Regions from separate parts of the Homo sapiens genome. Here region 2 is linked to region 1. Evidence: chromatin contacts called from ENCODE Hi-C or POLR2A ChIA-PET data. All regions are on one chromosome and are shown on one strand. The core of a region is the stretch at or near the end of the contact, and the rest is flanking DNA. Distances in the headings are between cores, read along the strand shown.

Region 1 (7,593 bases), core at 3,727-6,226:
ACAGGACACTTCCACCTGCATGGCAGGCCCGCTGTCAGAATGAGATGTAACATCCATGGCCTTGCTGGGCTCACAGTATGTGCCTGAGAAATGGCGGGGCGGCTCTCTCTAAGCTGTTACCCACATGGGTCCCCTCCCATATCGATCAGGCGTTCCTACCAACACTGATCGATGGGTGCATGTGCGTGTCTGCTTGAGTCAGCTCCCTGGTCAGCTCTGGGCTTGGCTCAGTCATGAATCTTTTTTTTTTTTTTTTGAGACGGAGTCTCGCTCTGTCTCCCAGGCTGGAGTGCAGTGGTGTGATCTCGGCTCACTGCAATCTCTGCCTCCCAGGTTCAAGTGATTCTCCTGCCTCAGCCTCCCCAGTATCTGGCTGGGATTACAGGTTTCCGCCACCACACCCAGCTAATTTTTAATATTTATTTTTGTAGAGATGGGATTTCACCATGTTGGCCAGGCTGGTCTTGAACTCCTGACCTCAAGTGATCCGTCCGCCTTACCCTCTCAGAGTGCTGGGATTACAGGCGTGAGCTACCGCGCCCAGCCCGTCATGACTCTTAATAGCAGTGTGTGCTTCCTAGTATTGGCTGCTATGATTTGCCGGGCACTCGCTCTGAACCAGGTCATGGGCTGGACCCATCATGTGCATCCCCTCATTTGATCTACCCAGCAGCCTCACCAACTGGGGGTTGCTGTTGTCACCCCACCTCATAGATGAAGAAACTGAGGCTCGGAGACATTAAGTGACTTGCCCAAGATCAAACAGCTTAAGAGACCCAGAGCTGCGGCCTGAACTCATGCCCAGCTAGCATCAAACACTGTGTTCTTGCTTTTTTTTTTTTCTTTTTGAGACAGAGTCTCACTCTTTTACCCAGGCTGGAGTGCAGTAGCACAATCTCAGCTCACTGCAACCTCTGCCTCCCAGGTTCAAGGGATTCTCCTGCTTCAGCCTCCTGAGTAGCTGGGACTACAGGCACCCACCCCCATGCCCAGCTAATAAAACACTGTGTTCTTAACCACTAAGAGGCTCAGGGTACCCCAGGTGCCTCCCAGTAGAGCATGCTTCCCTTTTGCCAGCTCTCCCCTCAAAGCCTGGGGTCCTGCCTCCCATGCAGGAGCGCTCCATCAGGGCGGCCCCAGTGTTGCAAGACCCGTCTAGGCAAGGCCAGGCTGCTGGGTGTTTACTGGGACCCAGGTCTGGGTGGAGGGGCAAGATTAATCCCATTCAACAAATTCAGAAGCGCTGGGGCTCAGGGATGCTATGTTTCTTTTCAAGCAGAGGCAGAATTGAGCCTGACTGCAGAGCTGGGTCTTGGCCACTCCATCCCACCCCGTGACAGGTCAGATGCCTCCTCTGTGAAGTCCTCCCTCACCTCCCAGCATCTGTGCTCTGACTGTGACAACTCTCACTTGAGGCCTGTCACAAAGTATGTGAGTGGCCAGGGTGGAGACCTCATCTGTCCGGCTCTATGCTCCATTGCTCCTGCCTGGCCCCATCAGTCCGACGCTCATGTAACCATACATGTACTGAAGCTTAACTCCATCTTATCTCTGTGATGTGACTGCCAGCGACTCAAGTGCAGGGAGGTTGTCCACGTCTCCTCCACGACCACGTGCTAAAACCCAGCAACAGTGCCTATGGAATTGTGCAGTGCACAGCCTGTCCACCATGATATCAAGTTTAACCCTGGGTACACCACAGCTAGCTTGCCCGCATTTGCTTAATAACTGTAATCGTCACAGATGCTATTACCTGCGGCCGCTTATCATTCACAACCTTTCCCCTGCATTATTTCATTTAATCCTGAGCCAACATCGCCAGGCAGGCACCGTGCTTATTCCCATCCCACAGGTGAGAAAACAGGCTCAGAGAAGCCAAGCAGCTCCTCTGAGGTCGCACAGCCAGGAGGGTGGCAGCGGGTCTCCTCCAGGGCCTCTCTACTAGGCTGGAGGCTGTCCTCGGTCACCTGCACCATCTGGCCTGACTCTGTCATTAGCTCAGGTGTGAACATCAACTCCCACACCTGTCATTAGGAACCCGGGCAACGGGAGCAACGGGGTTCACACCCTGTCCCGGCCCTCCCCAGCTTCAGCTGCTAAAAGGCAGACAAACTGGAAGGGGTGGCTTTCTCGGTGGGGTGTTCCGTTCACTAATCCACACTTTGTAGTCCAAAGGCCTGACTACCTTGGGTATGAAAGTCACCACTTGGGGCTCCTGGGTCCCCTGGGCTCGGAAAGGGCTGCTACCCTCATCCGGGCACCTCCTGTGTGCTACAGCACTGCTCCTCCCAGCAGCCCTATGCATGAGACACTCAGTATTACCACCCGTGCTGTGCAGAAAGGGAAAACAAGGCTTCGAGAGGCTCCAGGGTGGAGATGCCAGGATCAACAGTGAGGCATTCTGCTCTCAGTGCTGGAGCTCCTACTGCCCCCCATGCTGAATCTCACCAGCAATTTTGTCCTCCCCCAGACAATGGAGCGGGCCCCTGGAAAACTCAGAGTGAAGGAATAACTTGGGGATCCACTCCCTGTGACCAGCGACCACAGCCTAGAGCCGCAAGTCTGTCCCCTCCACCCCCCCACCAAGACACTTGCTATGGGGCTGGCTGGGCATCAGGCAATGTTCAAGAGATGCGTTTGAGAGGATGGGGTACAGGGCTACCCCCACCCCACAATCCAGTCTGCGAACTAGTCCCCACTAAGGGGAGGGGGCAGAGGGATGCACTGGGCTTGGAGACCACCCGGGGAGGCATCTGACATCTGCTCAGGGCTGTGGCTGTGCTCATTCTGTGCTGGGGTGGCAAGGCTCAAAGGAATGGTCTTGCACCCCAGGCTGGGGAGAGAATCAGGAGGGCTTCCTGGAGAAAGAGACGTCTAAATGGAGATCTGGGACCAATGGCTATCAGCCTAGGACAGACCGTGGCTGCCTTGGGCCAGATATACAGAGAGTGGCAGGACCCCAAATCTTTGCCACCCCAGACCCTCCCAGTCCCTGCAGCTATAAAGGATGGGATGCCTTTCATCCTCATGCTTCTGGGAAAGCCCGCACCCCTCCCAGCTTGTCTGGGTTCATTAGAACCTTTTGTTAGGTCCAAGCTGGGGCCTTCAGGATGGAGAGCTGCACGAAGGAGGGAGGCTGGGAGGAGGCAGAGGGCGGGGCGAGGCCTGGCCCCACCACTGGTATGTGGGTGTCTGCATGTGTGAAGGACTGGATGGGTCTAGTCTCTGGGGTGGAGAGGACAGAACGGTTCTCCACGGCTGGCACGGAGCATCCAATTGTGCAATGCCCCAGGGAACAGTGCAGGGACTGGACGGGCCTCTGGTTGGGTCTGAGTGCCAGCTGGACGCAGCCATGGAGGAGGGGTGTGCAGGCCCTGCCCAGTCTCTGGGGTTGTGAAAGATAGGGGAGGGGTGGGGAAATCTCTAAAGGCGGGTAATGCCTCTGAGCTTGAAAGAGCCCAAACGGAGATACGGGTGGGTGGGATCACAGGGCAGGGGGGTTTCTGAAAGGGCTGGAAGGCCCCGGAATGGAGTGTCGCACTCCAGCGTGCTAGGGCCCCGCCGCCTGCACCTGTCCGACTGGTCGGCCTAGGCCGGACTGCAGGGGTTGAGTGGGAGCCCTGGGCCCAGAGGCCTCTCCTTGCCTAGGGAAGAAGTGAGGAGCTGCTTGAGGGCACAGTGGGGGCTCCCAGTGAGAGCAGCTTGGGGGCAGAACTCCCAGACAGGAGAGCCATGTAATGTGCGGGCCCCTCACCTGCCTGAAGCCTCTTGTCCGAGAAGCTGGCAAAATGGTCCTTGCTAGCCCAGAGCCCCCACTCTATTTTCCGAAGTGGGGATATAAGGCAGGGGCTGGATTCCCACCCCCTCCGTCAATCTCAGCATCTCCACCAGGCTCCCCTAAACCGGTTATTAAGTGAACACATTAGGCTTATCAAAAGGGACGTGGGCTGCTTCTCCCTGCAAACACATCAAGACATGCCATTCCCCTCCCAGGCCGCCCTGGGAACCCGCGGCTCAGAGACGCCGCCAGTTTCGGGGCTGGGGTGGGGGCAGGGAGCCACACCCCTGCGAAACCGAGCTTCGAAGAGGAGGCCCCGAAGCCGCCCAACCTCCGCTCAGAACCCAGAGGGTGGGGAGGTAAGGGGGTGCCTCCCCCTGTGCCCCTCGACCCGACCCCACACCCCCCAGGGCCTCCGGGCGCGGCTCTGGCGCGCAGGGTGGCAGGTGCCGGGAAGTGCAGCGGCGGGTGGCCCGCCCCCTCCGGACACCCATCCCTCGCCTCCCCGACGCCAGGAACACTTGCGCGGTCTCAGAGGCGCTGGAGAGCGCCCCCCGACGCCAGCTCAGTTTCCCTGCCTCAGGGCGCCCCCTGGACGGAGCTTCCTGGGTCGCCCGCAGCGACCCCGCCTTGAGTGCCCGGTCCTCCAAAAACTCCGCCCCCTCATCCAGGTGACTATTCCCGGTCCTGTGCGACCCTCTGCGCAAGAGCGACCCTGGGACACGGGGGTGCCCTGTACCCCCAGCTCAGCTGCCCGTGCCCTAGGCCCTCAAGGCAATGCTCCCTGGGCTCCCGGAGTCCCCTGTGTTATGCTCCCCCTCGGGGACCCCAGCCAGTCCCTTCCCACCTGGCGGCGCTTCCCAGCTTCAGGGTGGCCTCGGTCCCGCGTTCCCGAGAGTCCCGCACTCCGGGTTCAGTTCCCGGTTCCTGGACCCCCGTACCCCCCATTCCTACACTGCCCGGGAGGTCTTCCAGGTCCTGTGCGCCCACAGGGGCAAGAGCGTCCCGGAGCGGAGCTGTGGGCGCCTCCTCACCTCCGGGTCTGCACAGTGGGGCTGTATTTGCCTTTGTTTCTCTTCCTGAAGAGCGAGTTCATGGTGGCGCTCGGGGTGCGGGCGGCGGCGGCTGGCGGGCCGGGCGCGCACCGAGGGGCGGGCGGGAGCGCAGGTGAGCGAGCGGCGGCGCGGGGAGCCCGGACTGCGGCGCGGCAGTGGCTCCGGGTCCCTACTCGCTGGGGGCGGGGCGCCCGCCGGCCACTGGCTCTGCGGGCCGCTCCCCGAGAAGGTGGTGCTTACCTTCCCGAGGAGGGGCCACCGCGCGGGCGGGGCTTGGACGCGGGGGTGGGGACACTGGGTCTTGGCCGGACGCCGCCCACCCCCAGCCGGGGGACTCCGGAGGCCGGGCAGGCACTGGGGCGCAAAGGCCGCCGGGGCGAGCGCTCGCAGCCCCACCCTCCTCGGGCCCGGCGCGCCTCTGGCCGAGGCCTTCACCTGGTTCTGCGCTACCGCGGAACTCGGCGCTCCTGGTGCTTTGGCGGACACCCAGCTGGGCCCCGCAAGACAGGTGCGGCAGAGACCCGCACGGATTCATGTGCCCTAGTAGCTAGCGAATTGCACTCAGATGGTGGCAATTGAGGGAAGGGGGCTGAACTGCCGAGGGCGCCGGCCTGAGTTCAAGCCCTGCCACCCCCAGGTTGGCTGACACTCCTGGGCAAGGTGTTTTACTGCTCCCAGCCACAGTTTACTTCTTTGTCAAACGGTGATAACCACCACCCCATCCGAAAGGCCTGTGGGGATGTCCCTGCAGGTAATGCACGCAAAGCGCTGAGCGCAGTGCCCTGGCCTGAATCTGCTCTCCGCTTGCCATCTCGGGTGGACAAAAACTCCTTTGAAACTTCAATAACTCCAGGCCCTGGCACTAGAAGAGCGCTTCATAGCTGGTCATAAAAGCTGCTCGATTGCGGCTCAGAACAACGACGTTGCACAATTCTGCCAGCATGTCCTGGCCCAGACTGTGTGCCAGTGGAGGAGGCTGCCCTTAGACAGAAACCTAATCTGACCTGAAGCCCGGATGGCACACACCACCACACCTGGCTAATTTTTAAAAATTTTTGTAGAGGCAGAGTTTCACCATGTTGCCCAGGCTGGTCTTGAACTCCTGTGCTCAAGTGATCTGCCGGCCTACAGCCTCCCAAAGTGCTGGGATTACAGATATTAGCCACCGTGCCCAGCCAACCTTATTCTTAATGGGGCTTCTATGGGTGGGCTTAACCCATTTATGCCTGAGGTTGCAATTTTTTGAATTGATAAATCATACCTTGGCAGTGACCTTGAGCAGTAGGAGATAACTCCCACAGGCGTCACGTTCCAATAATGGACCACTAGGCGTAAATAGAGGTGTGATTCCTCCTAAAGTTGTGCCTGCCTGCCTGCCTTCCTTCTTTCCTTCCTCTCTCTTTCCTTTCTTGCTTTCTTGCTTTCTTTCTTCTTTCTTCTTTGAGACTCAGTTGCCCAGGCTGGAGTGCATTGGCACAATCATAGCTCACTGCAGCCTTGACTTTTGGGGCTCAAGCAATCCTCCCACCTCAGCTTCCCGAGTAGCTGGATCCACAGGTGTCCACCACCACGCCTGGCTAATTTTTAAAACCTTTATATTTATATATGTTTTTTGTAGAGATGGGGTCTCGCTGTGTTGCCCAAGCTGGTCTTGAATTCCTGGGCTCAAGCAGTCCTCCCACCTTGGCCTCCCAAAGTGCTGGGATTTCAGGTGTGAGCCACTGCACCCAGCCCTAAAGTTGCTTTCAAAATGTGTGTGTCCAAATGTGCATTTTTCTGGGGGAGGATGTATTGCTCAGTGGAGTCATTTACTCATTCAACACATGTTTCCCATCACTCTCACAGCCTCAGTGTGCCTGGCTCTGCTTGTTGTACACGGATGAGAAAAGGGAAAAGAACAACACAAAAGGGGCTTTCTCTTTGGGAGCTTTCAGGTCCCGGGGCAGGGGACACATATTAAAAATGTTAACTTGGATGGGCGCGGTGGCTCACTCCTGTAATCCCAGTACTTTGAGAGGTCGAGGCAGGGGGATCACCTGAGGTCAGGAGTTCAAGACCAGCCTGACCAACATGGTGAAACCCCGTCTCTCCTAAAAATAAAAAATTAGCTGGGCGTGGTGGCGCCTGCCTGTAGTCCCAGCTACTTGGGAAGCTGAGGCAGGAGAATCTCTTGAAACTGGGAAGGGGAGGTTGCAGTGAGCTCATATCACGCCACTGCACTCCAGCCTGGGAGGTCACAGTGAGCTGAGATCGTGCCACTGCACTCCAGCCTGGGCGACAGAGTGAGACTTCGTCAAAAAACAAAAACAAAAACAAAAACACGTTAACTTTTCTTTTTCTTTCTTTTTTTTTGGAGATAGGGTCTTGCTGTGTTGCTCCGGCTGGAGTGCAGTGGCGTGATCATGGCTCACTGCAGCCTTCCTTGACCTCCCAGACGGAAGCCGTTGTCTCTTCTCAGCCTCCCTCTCAAGTAGCTGGGACCACAGGTGTGCACCACCATGCCTGGCTAATTTTTTTTAAATTAATTAATTATTATTTTTTTTTTGACAGTCTGGCTCTTGTCGCCCAGGCTGGAGTGCAATGACACACTCTCGGCTCACTGCAACCTCTGCCTCCTGGATTCAAGCAACTCTCCTGCTGCCACCACGCCCTGCTAATTTTTGTATTTTTAGTAGAGACAGAGTTTTGCCATGTTGGCCAAGCTGGTCTTGAACTCCTGACCTTGTGATCTGCCTGCCTCAGCCTCCCAAAGTGCTGGGA
Region 2 (7,808 bases), core at 3,436-5,935, 97 kb after region 1:
CAAAGCGGCGCTGCTCAGGCTCAGCGCCCACCATCATTTCTCATTTAACTCCTTTTCCTTCCACAGTGCAGAGCATCACGCCCACAGTGCAGGCACATTTCTAAGTGGCCCCCGCCCCCAAGCATGTCTCATCCTAGCCCCCGGAAGCTGTGAACACGTGAGATCACACCCATGCCTGTGCTGTTACATGGCATAGGAATCCTTAAGGGAGGGGAAACGGCCCGGAGGATCTGGGTGCAGCCACTGGAATCACAGGAGTGTTCAACACAGAGAGCCTTCTCTGGCTGGTGACAGAATAGGAAGTGAGATTTGAAATACGAGGGGGATGAGAGGGTGGCCGGACAACTGGGGGAGAGGACACACATGGGAAGGAACCTGGGCAGCTTGAAGGAGCTGAGGCCCCAGATGGCGGCCAGCAGGGAAACCAAGACCTCAGTCACAACTGAGGAGGCGACGGGGATTCTTCCAACAACCTAAACAAGAGGATTCTTTCCAGATAAGAGAAGAGCCCTGCCTAACCAGCATCTTGGTTTTGTCCATGGGACACCCTGAACATAGAACATTCCAAGTTGACCAGCCTGGCCAACATGATGAAACCCTGTGTCTACTAAAAATACAAAAATTAGCCAGGTGCGGTGACTCACGCCTGTTAATTCCAGCACTTTGGAAGGCCGAGGTAGATGGATCACCTGAGGTCAGGAGTTCGAGACCAGCCTGGCCAACATGATGAAACCCCATCTCTACTAAAAATACAAAAATTAGCTGGGTGTGGTGGCGGGTGCCCGTAATCCCAGTTACCTGGGAGGCTAAGGTGGGAGGATCACCTGAACCTGAGAGGTAGAGGTTGCAGTGAGCTGAGATTGCACCACTGCACTCTGGCCTGGGCGACGGAGTAAGACCCTGTCTCAAAGAAACAAACAAACAAAAGAACATTCCCTGCTGAGTGTTGCTAAATTTGTGCTGGTTATGCAACCAGAGCAAACCAAAACACTCTCTTTACAGGGGCTAGAAATGAGGCTCAGGGAGGCCGAGGGACTTGTCTACGGCATAGGTGGGTAGACAAGTCATCGATGGCTAAGCTGGGATTGGAACCAAGATCTTCTCCCTGCTCACTTTGTGACCATTTCCTTGTATCCTATCTAGGGTTCAGGAAAGGTGAGGCCTAAAGCTGAAGATGATGAGTTCTTGGAATCGGCAAAGATCTCAGAACCCTCATCCTGTGGGAAGGTGAGGGGGCCCTGGGAGGGGGGACAGATAGGTGTCAACATCCCAGAAAGCAGGTAGAGTCAGAGGGTGGCTGTCATTGGGTCAACGTTCCTCCTAGCAGGACTGAGCCCCGGCCGGGGGGCCTCAGCTCCCAGGACTCACCCACGCTGCTCCGTTTGGCCGTCTGCATGAAAGAGCACCAGCTGCCCTTTCCGGTCGTGGCCAATGGCCGTCCTGGCTGATATCACATTCACAAATTTGCTAAAGGAACCTGAAGGAAAAGCAGCCTGGCTGATCACCGCCCCTTGGGAGGCCTCCTGCTTCTTGCCTAACTCCACTTCCCACTGGTCTGAGCTACCTGGTACCTCCCTGGGAAGCACAGCAGCCTCCTTGCTCGTCTCCCTGCCTCCCCTCTGCACATCCCAGTCTCCCCAGGGCAGCCGGGGGGTCTCTTCTTACAGGTAAACCAAGCTATGCCAGCCTCCAGGTGAAGACCCTCTAATGGTTTCCCCTGTTCTTAGAACAAAATCCAAAGAGCCAGCATGCCCTCCCCAGCCTCTTCCTCCTCCTGCCTCAGCTCCTGGGTGTCCCCTCACCACCCTGCAGCCACTTTGCACTTCCTGTTCCCTCTGGCTGGGAACTGTGCTTTTCTCTAGCTTGCTCCTTTGTCAGATCACCTCCTTAGTGAGGCCTTCCTTGACCGCCCACTCTTTTTTTTTTTTTGAGACAAAGAGTCTCGCTGTGTTGCCCGGGCTGGAGTGCAGTGGCATGATCTCAGCTCACTGCAACCTCCACCTCCCAGGTTCAAGCAATTCTCATGCTTCAGCCTCCCAAGTAGCTGGGACTACAGGCACACACCACCATGCCTGGCTAATTTTTGTATTTTTTTTTTTTGTAGAGATAGGTCTCACTATGTTGCCCAGGCAGGTCTTGAACTCCTGGGCTCAACCGATCCTCCCGCCTCGGCCTCCCAAAGTGCTGGGATTATAGGTGTTAGCCACCACACCTAGCTTACTGCCCACTCTAAAATGGTCATGGTATCCTGTCCCCATCCCAGTATTCTGCATCCCAGTGGTTCTCAACCTTGAGTGTCGGTCAGAGTCACCATGGAGGCCCGTTAAAACATAGACTCTTGGGCCTTGCCTCTGATTCTGCAGGTCTGAGGGTGTGGGGCTTTGAAACAAGCTCCTGGGCCACGCCGATGTTGCAGGTCCATGAAGATTTTTTTCTCTTCACTTTTCTCTTCCTGTACCCACAGCTCCGGTCCCCATCTCTCCCCTTTCCCCTAACTTTATTTTTGTTTCTGAGCACTTATCAATTCTTTTCAGCATATTCTATAACTATTTTTTGTCCTATATATTCAATATAAGCCTATCTTCCTCCCCATGAATCCCCAGTACCCAGAATAGTGCTGGGCACAAAGTAGCTGCTCAATACTTGTTGAAAGACTTAAGAACAGCTCCGCCCAGCCCACTGGTCCTGGTTCTCGAGAGGGTTGTTGCCAACAGCCTCCCCATCCAACCTGTCTCCTGTGTCTCGTCACACTCTGTGGCTTGGCTCTCGTTGATGTAGATGCTTCCATTACGAATCAGCCACACGACCCCACTCAGCAGCTGCACAAATGGGTTCTCAGTGTCCAGCACCTCCTCCTCAGACAGGTACCTGGATCCGGGGAAGGTGGGAAGCTCACTCACCAGCAGGGGCAACTGCAGATAGTCAGGCTCTTTCTCCCTAGCCATCCCAACCTGGCTGCTAGATTCCCCCTCATGCCCCAGGAACCTCCTGGGGCCTGAGTGTAGCTGGGACAACTTAACAGCCCTAGGAATCTCCCTGTTGTCAGAGCTGAAGCTGGACAGGGTTCTGACAATACAATCCCCACAAGCCTTTGCAAACAGTCTGTTTCATTTAACAGAAATGACCATCCCCCAACAGAGCTCAAATCCATCTATGGCCCTCAATCCCCAGGCCATACCCAGCCCAACTACCACTTGATCCCTGTTACGGCCCTTCATTGGCTTCCTTGTTTCTCCACTGCTCTCTCCCACCTGGTCCCACTCAGGATCAGAACAAGCTTTATCATCAACAAATACTTTTTTTTTGAGACTCAAATAATTTTTAAGATAATTTTAAATAATTCAAATCATCAATCTTGCCAGGGCGTGGTGGCTCACACCTGTCATCCCAGCACTTTGGGAGGCTGAGGTGGGTGGATCACTTGAGGTCAGGAGTTCGAGACCGGCCAGGCCAATATGGTGAACCCACTCCCCCGTTCCCCACCCCATCCCGTCTCTACTAAAAATACAAAAATCAGCCGGGCGTGGTGGCACACGTCCGTAGTCCCAGCTACTCCAGAGGCTGAGGCAGGAGAATCGCTTGAACCCGGGAGGCAGAGGTTGCAGTGAGCCGGTATCATGCCACTGCCCTCCATCCTGGGCAACAGAGCAAGACTCTGTCTCAAAAAAAAAAAAATCATCAGTCTTGATGAGTTGATGTTTCTGACACCCCACTCCTTTTTCAGTCCCTCATACACACAAGCCCCCCTGAGCCTCTGAGCCTTTGTGCGTGGGGTTCCTTTGGACTGAAACGCTCTTCCTCCAGTTCTGACCTTGGCTCACTTAGTGATTCATCTTCAAGTTCCCACTCAAAGGTCACCTCGGAGAGGCGTGTTCCAGATCACCCTCCCTAAAATCAACACTATTTACAACGGGTTCACCCCGTTGGTTGCTTTGCTGCACACACAGCAATCAGAATGTATGTTAGCTATTTACCCGGCTTTTGTTGATTTTTCTAGTAATGGGGGAGGGCTGTTAAGGCAAAGACTGTGTTGTTCACGGCTATCTCACCGGGGCGCGGCACATTGCCTGATACAAGCAAGTGCTCAATGATACTGGATGATGAATAAACTCTGCAAGGAAGCGATTCCTATCCCCATTCTGCAGAGGAGGAAACAGGGGCTCAGCTTGGTTAAGTGACTTGAACACGGAGGCACGGCTACAACCCAAATCTCAGGCCCTCTGCCCTCGACAGCACGGGGCTCCCTGCCTCCTCACCCGGTGACCAGGGTCCCGTCGCGGCGGATCCCGAACTGCGCGTTCTGCAGCCCCCCGGAGCTGCTCACCCGCCGCTCGTCGCTCACCACGTTCCCCAGGCACTCGCCCGAGTTCATGCGGAAGAAGCCGCCGTTCTGGGCGACACGGCAGTCGGCCGCCCGCGCCGTCTCCTCCACGGTGGCGCGTCGTCTCGCCGCGCAGCCGCCGGGTCCACCGGGCTCCAGCACCGAGAAGGTGCGCAGGGGCTCAACGGCCCGCGTCAGGTGGCCGGCCACCGCGCGGTCCCTGAAGTGCGACACGAAGGTGCGCACGGCCAGACCGCCGGCGCCGGGAGTCGCGGGAGGCGGAGGCCAACTCTCGTGCTCGCGGTTGCCGGCGCGCACCCGTGTGCAGTCCCGGGGGAGGCGCGCGCGCGCGCGTGGATAGGGCAGTAGCAAGTCGTCGTCGCGGGAGGCCCTGCGGGGACGGGCGGCCGTGAGCTCAGGGGGCTGTCCTCGTGAGCTCGGAGGACAGGGGGGACCCCCCGAACCAGGCTGGCCCAGGGAGCTGCACTCACCCCGAGTCGAGGCCGCCGGACGCTTCCCAGAGGAAGCCGAATAGTGCAAGCCGGAGGAGAAGCCAGCGACCCGTGGAGGTCGCCATATTGGACCGGGGCCTCGGGTCATGTGGGCTCGCCTCACGTGACTCAAGTCCCAGGGTGGCCGCTTTCAGCTCGGACTGAATTACCTGCGCTCTTTTCGGCTGGCGGGCTGGCGGGCGGTGCTGGTGATGTTAACTTTTTATCTCCAGGTAATCTCAAACCTACAGGAAGTTGCAAGGAGAGCATAAAGAACTCTCGTAGAACTGTTATTCATGTTTAGCAGTGGTTTAGGCTTGCCTGATTTACTCAATCATTTGTACTTTGTTTTTTTTTTTTCCTGAACCAATGGCAACCAAATTGCAGATGTCATGATCCTTTACCCCATACCTCGCCATGAATCTCCTAAGAACAAGGGCATTTTCTTAACCACAGGGCAAATATCATTAGGACAACTCCCATTGACATTTCTGTGATGTCATCCACAGCTAACCTTCAATTGTCCCTCTAATGTCTTTTTTTTTCTTTTCCTTTTTGTCCGCCCCTGACCCTGTAACCCAGGAGTTGCTTTTAGTTGTCATGTCTCTTTGATCTCTTCATCTGGAAGGCTCCTCAGCCTTTTGTCTTTTACTACCTTGACATTTTTGAAGACAGCCCAGCTACATGATTTGTGTGACTCAATGCAAAATGAAAACGTGGGGACACTTACTAAAAAACCCAGAAAACTATTAAGAATTTCAAGATGGTCAGAGCAAATGGTTGCAGCAAGCCAGGGACCTTCTGAGTGAGCCCATGAAGCTGGCCCTGAGTATAGAAGCCAGTTTATTTTGTAGCATGTACTTCAAGCTTCCTTTGAGAGGATTCTTCTCTTCAGGCCTCCTGTCCCAGTGCAGTGTCCAGGGTTGGGTGGTGTCTTGGTGCCAGTGCAGTGCGTGGGCCATTCCAGGAGCCACGGCAAGTCTAATTGGCTTGATACTGTTGCGGTCTTGCCAGTGCACCTTAATATAGCAGTTTCTCCTTGTCTGAACTAGTCCCGGGGTTCTTTGTCCTACCTCCAAGAAAACTAAGGAGCGTGGACACAAGGGTGGGGTTGGAGCGAACGTTTAATAAGGGAAAGAAGAAAGCTCTCCAAAGTGGAGACGGGAGTCCGAGTGGATTGTCGGGTTACAGCTGAATGCAAAAAGCTTTTTTTTTTTTTTTTTTTAAGACAGAGTTTTGCTCTTGTCACCCAGGCTGGAGTGCAATGGTGCGATCTTGGCTCACTGCAACCTCAACAACCTCTGCCTCCTGGGTTCAAATGATTCTCCTGCCTCAGCCTCCCGAGTAGCTGGGATTACAGGCACACGTCACTGCGCCCTGCTAATTTTTGTATTTTGGGTAGAGACGAAATTTTACCATGTTGGCCAGGCTGGTTTCAAACTCCTGACCTCAGGTGATCCGCCTCCTTCCGCCTCCCAAAGTGCTGGGATTACAGGCGTGAGCCACTGTGCCTGGCCGCAAAAAACTTTTATAGGACACTGCTCTCCTCCTGGTAACTGAGTAACTTCTTACCAGTAAAACTGCCTGTGCAGCTCCCCTTATGTTATGCAGCTGTGGGTATGTCTCTAGGCAAGTGCAAATCGCTGCTTCTCTTGTTTGTGTAACTGTGGGTTTGTTTTAGATAAGGCCCCCTCCTCCCTGTGCCGGTTTCCATGGAGCCCACTGTGTATATGCCTGAAAAGGAGAGGAAACTTTTTCCCGGGAGCCTGCTAATTATGCAAAGAACAAAGGGCTTCTGCGCTGGACCCTGTCTGCTTATCTCCGTGCAGGTCCAGCCTGAGTTTTTTCCCAGGTTGCTTTATTTTTGCCAGTTTCTATGACTTTTCAGGCAGGCCACTTCTGAGGTCAGAATTTTCCCCAACGGATTTTTCTTTTCCTTCTCCCTCACTACCACAGGTATGGGGGGACACAGATAGGGGCCAGGCCAGCCCCTTTTCATCCACAGTCAGCACTTCTGGTGCTTGATCTCAGGCCCCTCTTTGAGCCACTGCTCCTTTGAGCCAGTCCACGGTGAGGGTTAGTGAACTCAGTTAGAGAGTGTCCCCCCAAACTCATGTCCTTACCAGAACCTCAGAATGTGAACTTGTTTGGAAATTGGGTCTTTGCAGATGTAATTAGTTAAGATGAGGTCATTCTGGAGTAGGGTGGGCCCTGAATCCAATCTGACTGGTGTTCTTGTAAAAGACACAAATACACACAGAGGAAAGAAGCTCATATGAACACAGGCAGAGATTGGACTGATGCAGTCATAAGTCAAAGAATGCAAAGAAGGCTAGCAGCCACCAAGAGCTAGGAGAGAGGCGTGGGAGAGACTCTTGAGCTTTGACAGAGAACATGGCCATGCTGATGCCTTGCTTTTGGAAACTAATACAATTCAGGGACCTCAAAGGGGTCCCGGGAACAGCTCTGACGCTCCTAGTTCACTTTAACCATGTACAAAATGACTGCTCCTCCTAGAGGCTTAAATGACCAATATATTGATGTGAAGGGAGTATATCTTTCTGAGCTTTGCATTGGGCTGCTAAAAATAACCAGCAGAGGAGCCCAGGCCTGACGCCTACTCCCTGCCTCCGGAAGCGCTCTTTTTTTCTGCCTCAGTTAGGAGTTGCAGGAACAGGCAGTCTTTGGCAAGTTCTGACTTTGGTTTTCTCCCTACTTTGAGGTTTGCTACTCCTTTGCCAAGTTTTTCTAAGCACATAACGGGTGCCACAGAAATTCTGCATTTGAACAGAGCAGCCCATATCCACAGTTCTAGCCAAAGCTGCTAAGAAGCCAAGGGTTTTCTTTTTTGCTCTTCAGCCTGGAATACTTTTGTCCCCTCTTAGCATCCTCATTTGAGTTCTACCATCATTTGTGTGTTCAACAGGCTGAGCACCTCGTATGTGCTCCGTTGCAGCTGATCCCTGCCTTCATGGAGCTTAGCTTTTCAAGGGGAA

What was found. A loop is a pair of places that touch in the nucleus more often than their neighbours do. ChIA-PET counts read pairs that join two places held with the same protein, here RNA polymerase II (POLR2A). Pooled maps may share reads with other maps.
Region 2: a loop to region 1 is called in a pooled map, with 2.0 times the contacts of the local background. The contact joins the promoter of NAGPA-AS1 here to the promoter of PPL in region 1. A Hi-C loop is called at or near these places in 1 of 50 pooled maps. POLR2A ChIA-PET finds 5 or more read pairs at or near these places in 5 of 52 experiments (HEK293T, HepG2, MCF 10A and 2 more).

What each region holds. Positions count from the first base shown.
Region 1 is chr16:4,932,172-4,939,764 of GRCh38, forward strand. It overlaps PPL (periplakin), which reads right to left and starts at 4,977. Exons shown (of 22, transcript NM_002705.5): 1 at 4,813-4,977. The coding sequence starts at 4,874. RefSeq lists a silencer at 4,920-5,319.
Region 2 is chr16:5,029,017-5,036,824 of GRCh38, forward strand. It overlaps NAGPA-AS1 (NAGPA antisense RNA 1), which reads left to right and starts at 4,686. Exons shown (of 2, transcript NR_038913.1): 1 at 4,686-5,045. It overlaps NAGPA (N-acetylglucosamine-1-phosphodiester alpha-N-acetylglucosaminidase), which reads right to left and starts at 4,919. Exons shown (of 10, transcript NM_016256.4): 1 at 4,813-4,919; 2 at 4,257-4,712; 3 at 2,729-2,868; 4 at 1,369-1,477. The coding sequence starts at 4,898. RefSeq lists enhancers at 1-630, 4,156-4,657, 4,851-5,030.